2 separate regions of the Homo sapiens genome follow, and region 1 is linked to region 2. The links are chromatin loops, found by intact Hi-C in ENCODE. Cell type or tissue: mammary epithelial cell. All regions are shown on one strand. Region 1 overlaps LOC124902314 (a long non-coding RNA gene). Region 2 holds the start of RNF224 (ring finger protein 224).

The links. Peaks named below come from ENCODE experiments on the same cell type or tissue, not always from the same donor. Only the 100,000 strongest peaks of a DNase experiment are listed, where the experiment ranks them.
Region 1: a loop joins it to region 2, with 10 times the contacts of the local background. A loop is called at or near these places in 107 of 110 quality-filtered maps.

Annotation. Positions count from the first base shown.
Region 1 is chr9:137,117,479-137,119,978 of GRCh38, reverse strand. LOC124902314 (a long non-coding RNA gene) reads right to left here. Exons shown (of 2, transcript XR_007061874.1): 2 at 2,201-2,500. It also overlaps a transcript of DPP7 not described here. Among named protein-coding and RNA genes, the nearest start is that of DPP7, 4.0 kb to the right of the region's middle. In mammary epithelial cell, a CTCF peak has its summit at 1,115 (motif pointing left); a DNase peak (open chromatin) is centred at 1,078.
Region 2 is chr9:137,226,584-137,229,083 of GRCh38, reverse strand. It overlaps RNF224 (ring finger protein 224), which reads right to left and starts at 1,582. Exons shown (of 3, transcript NM_001190228.2): 1 at 1,223-1,582; 2 at 743-932; 3 at 1-462. The coding sequence starts at 748. RefSeq lists enhancers at 654-1,279, 1,474-1,623, 1,413-1,913 and silencers at 1,304-1,373, 1,193-1,487. In mammary epithelial cell, a CTCF peak has its summit at 1,401 (motif pointing right); DNase peaks (open chromatin) are centred at 1,383, 1,693 and 2,243; H3K27ac peaks cover 1,031 bases.

The DNA of each region.
Region 1 (2,500 bases), 110 kb after region 2:
GCTAACATATATATATATATATATATATATTTGTATTTTTAGTAGAGACGGGGTTTCACTGTGTTAGCCAGGATGGTCTTGATCTCCTGACCTCGTGATCCACCCGCATCGGCCTCCCAAAGTGCTGGGATTACAGGCGTGAGCCACCATGCCCGGCCAATCCAGATGATTTTTAAAAATCATAAAACTCAACAAAAAACAACCCAATTCAAAAATGGGCGAAGGATTTGATAGGCATTTTTCCAAAGAAGACATACAAATGGCCAGTCAACACAGGGAAAATGTTCAACATCACTAATCGTTAGGGAGATGCAAATCAAAACCACAGGCTGGACATGGTGGCGCACGCCTGTAATCCCAGCACTTTGGGAGGCCAATGTGGGCGGATCATGAGGTCAGGAGATCAAGACCATCCTGTGTAGGGACCAGCCCTACAGGGTCAGTGGGTCTCGCCCCGTGTGTGGAGATGAGAGAGTGTAGAAATAAAGACAGAACACAAAGAGATAAAAGAAAAGACAGCTGGGCCAGGGGGACCACTACCACCAAGTCGCAGAGACCGGTAGTGGCCCCAAATGGCAGGCTGCACTGATATTTATTGGATACAAGACAAAGGAGCAGGGTAAAGAGTGTGAGCCATCTCCAGTCATAGGTAAGGCCATGTGGGTCATGTGTCCACTGAACGGGGGCCCTTCCCTGCCTGGCAGCCTAGGCAGAGAGAGGGAGAGGAGACAGAGAGAGAGACAGCTTACGCCATTATTTCTGCGTATCAGAGACTTTTAGTACTTTCACTAATTGACTACTGCTATCTAGAAGGCAGAGCCAGGTGTACAGGATGGAACATGAAGGTGGACTAGGAGTGTGACCACTGAAGCACAGCATCACAGGGAGACGGTTAGGCCTCCGGATAACTGCGGGCGGGTCTGACTGATGTCAGGCCCTCCACAAGAGGTGGAGGAGCAGAGTCTTCTCTAAACTCCCCAGGGGAAAGGGAAACTCCCTTTCCCTGTCTGCTAAGTAGCAGGTGTTTTCCCTTGACACTGACGCTACTGCTAGACCATGGTCTGCTTGGCAACAGGTGTCTTCCCAGATGCTGGCATCACCGCTACACCAAGGAGCCCTCTGGTGGCCCTGTCCTGGCATAACAGAAGGCTCGCACTCTTGTCTTCTGGTCACTCCTCACTATGTCCCCTCAGCTCCTATCTCTGTATGGCCTGGTTTTTCCTAGGTTATGATTGTAGAGTGAGGATTATTATAATATTGGAATAAAGAATAAGTACTACTAATGATTAATTATATTCATATATAATCATATCTAAGATCTATATCTGGTATAACTATTCTTGTTTTATATTTTATTATACTGGAACAGCTCATGTCCTCGGTCTCTTGCCTTGGCACCTGAGTGGCTTGCCACCCACAATCCTGACTAACACAGTGAAACCCCGTGTCTACTAAAAATACAAAAATTAGCCAGGCATGTGGATGTGCGCCTGTAATCCCAGCTACTCAGGAGGCTGAGGCAGGAGAATTGCTTGAACCCGGGAGGTGGAGCTTGCAGTGAGCTGAGATTGCGCCATTGCACTCCAGCTTGGGCAACAGAGCGAGACTGTCTCAAAAAAAAAAAAAAAAAAAAAAAAAGCAGGCATTTCACAGCCATGTTCATCGCATCAATATTCACAATGGCTAAAACAGGCCGGGTGTGGTGGCTCACGCCTGTAATCCCAGCGCTTTGGGAGGCTGAGGCTGACAGATCATCTGAGGTCAGGAGTTCAAGACCAGCCTGGCCAACATGCTGAAAACCTGTCTCTACTAAAAATGCAAAATTTAGCCAGGCGTGGTGGTGGGTGCCTGTAATCTCAGCTACTCCGGAGGCTGAGACAGGAGAATGGCCTGGACCCAGGAGGCGGAAGTTGCAGTAAGCCGAGATCGTGTCACTTCACTCCAGCCTGGACAACAGAGTGAGACTCTGTCTCGAAAAAAAAAAAGGACAAAATGCTGTAGGATTCCACTGATATGACGTACCTGGAGTCAGCAGAGCCACAGAGACAGATGGTAGAATGGTGAGTGCCAGGGGCTGGGGTCCATTGTTTAATGGCTACAGTTTCTACTGGGGGTGATGAGATAGTGGAAAATAGTGATGACGGTGCACAGCGTTGTGAAGGCAGGAATGTACCTAATGCCACCAAATTTCACACGCGGAAGTGGTTAAGTGGTCAATTTTATATTATGTATAATTCAGCACACAGACCAGCACGGCCCCAAGTGCGGATGCAGTAGGTCACGGCCAGCCGCCCGCCGATAGCCTTTCAGTCTGAGGGACAGCACAGACGTGATGTGTGGCCGGGCATGGCCCCCAGTCTGTGAGCCATAGAGGGTGGGACTGGGTGTCCCAGCAGGAATCGGGGTGTGGAGGAGCTGCCTAGATGGTCTGGAGAGGGCAGATGGACCTCGAGGGGAGGGTTTGGGCTCAGCAGCCTCTCACCCTTGCTGGCCAGGCTCC
Region 2 (2,500 bases):
GACCTCGGGGCTGCCTAGGGGTGGGCAGCAGAGGCTGCCACAGCCCCAGCAGCAGTATCTGGGCTGGGGGAAGTGGGGCTGGGGTCCCAGGGCAGGGCACAGCCCAGCTGGCTGCCGAGTGATGGCGCTGCCTTTGAGGGAGGTGAGGGGCAGGGGTTCTAGTCTTGCCGGCTCCCGCTCAGCCTTGACCGCCAGGAAAGCAGCCAGGTCCAGGTCTAGCATGGCCACCCCTCCGCGAGGCGTGGGCGTGCTCTGACGGCACTGCGGACAGGGGATCCAGCGCTGCTCGGGCGCCGGTGTGTCCAGCCGCCGCACACACGCCTGGCAGAAGGTGTGTCCACAGTAGAGGCGGCGGGGCAGGTGCCCGGAGAGGTCATAGGCCGAGCAGCAGATGATGCAGTCTGTCCTCTCCTCCGGGGGCCCCCCTCCTCCGAGGCCTGGGGGCCCTCCGGCTGCAGCATCCTGCCAGAGGGAAGCCAGCGGTGGACAGCCTGCCTCGAGGACCTTCCGCCTGGATGGGGTGCTGGCCCCAGGAGCCCACCCCAGAGGTCAGGCGCTGGGTCTGTGGGGGTGGTGCGTGCAGACCTGGGAGGGAGCGTGGCACCGGGCACAGGCAGAACCAGGGTCTGCACACTTCTGGTTCATGTGGGCACCAGCCGGGCAGCCTCCTGTTCCCGCAGCACCACCCTGGCCCAGCTCCAGGCCCCCACCCTCCTGGCCGACCTGAGCCCAGGCCTCTTACCTGCATGGGCTCTGCTGGGCAGCTATGCACAGCCACGGGGTGGCCGGAGAAGGGAGTGGGGGACCCAGGGCGCCCTGCGGCTCCCTCCTGGGTTGCATTACTGGCCTTGCACGGGAGTCAGGAGAGAGGCAGGTGGCCAGCTGTGGCGGGCGTGGGCTCCCGTTTCAGCCACAAAGCCTTGAAACTAGATCTAACGGCACCACCCACTTGCAAGAGATAAGGTGCCCCCCGCCCCCTGCCCACCCCCTCCTGTCCAGACCCAGCCAGCTTCTGCTAACACCTTATCCAGGCTGGCCTTGGGGTCCATTTCCCCACTCTTAGGGCTTCTCAGCACGCTCACACCCTTCGCCACACTCAAAACCTCCCTCACCTCTCCCCTCCCCCACCCTCCCCCTCCCCCTCCCCTCCCCTTCCCTCCGCTCCCTCACTCTTACCCTCTCCTTCCCTTAACCTCCCCTCCATACTGGAATGTTTTCCTGCCTTGGCCTCTGCTCACATCTCCTCCTCTAGGAAGCCTGCCAGGGTTCCCTCCTGGCTCAGAGCCTTCTGCAGACTTTGCCACTGTGCTTGTCTGTGGATCTGTGTGGCTTCTCAGCCTCACCTTGATGCCGGCTGGACGGCAGAGGGCTGCACCAGTCCACATGGACTCCAGGTGGCGCACCAGCTCCGTGTCTGGGGATCCCCGCTCCCAGCTCGGGACCCCAGACAGTGCCAGACGCCTCCTTGGTGGGCAGCTCCTGGCTGCTCTGCCCGTCTGCAGCCTCCAGGCCACCCTGGGAGGCCCAGGTTCCGGGAGGTATGATCAGTGTGTCCACACCAGACTGCAGGCAGAGCAGAGTTGAGGGACCAAGAAGGGTTGGGACAGGTGGGCAGGACCCCAGAACCACTCACAGCCCCGCTGGGTGGAAGCAAATGGCCCCTCCTCACCCCTGCCCACCTTCTTGGCAGTCTGCCCCCAGGACTGGTCAGACAAGTTCTCGTGGCTGGCCTGGGTGTGGTCACCCTCTGGTGGGGGCCAGCAACGGGGCAAGGCGGGGAGCCTGGCACGCTAAGTCCTGGCACAGGGTCAGGGCAGTGACCCATCTGTCCCACGCCTGGAGACCTCTGCATGCCACGCGCCTGCCCTGCCCTGCTGTGGAGCTGGTCACCATGCGTCAGGGAAGGGCTGGCATGGCGTGAGGACCCGTCTGTCCTGCGTGGCCAGCTCGGCTGCCACCTCCTCGCCTTGTCTCTGCCCTGCCCGGAACACCAGGGCGCCCCAAGCTGGCCTCAATGCTCACTCCCTGCCTGGCATCCTGGCTTACAGTGGTGAGGCAGTACCTGCGCAGAGCAGCCTAGCGCCTGGTGCTCAGCCCCAGAGAGGCCCCCACCCTGCTCAGCAGACCAGGAGACGGCCCAGCACCCACGGCCCCAGCCTCCTCCTGCCTCATCCTCAAGGCCTGGTCCAGGCCACCTCCTCCCGGAAGCCCAGGCCCCGAGGCAGGACAGGAGGTGTGCAGGAATTAGATATTTCCTGGGAAACTAGAAAAACATCCCAGCTGAGGTTGGGAGGTGAATCACCAGTGGGCAGGGCGTGGTCCTGGCTGTCTGGGCTCTCCTGTCCCAACCTTCCACTCCCTGAAACCTGCAGCACCTGCTGCACCCACCACCCTCTTGTCGACACGCTCCTTCTCTTGGAGGCCTTTCCTGGGGTCCCCCCAGTTCCATGCGCTGTATCCTCCTGCTGTCCGACCCATGGACTGACCCCAGCTCACAGTC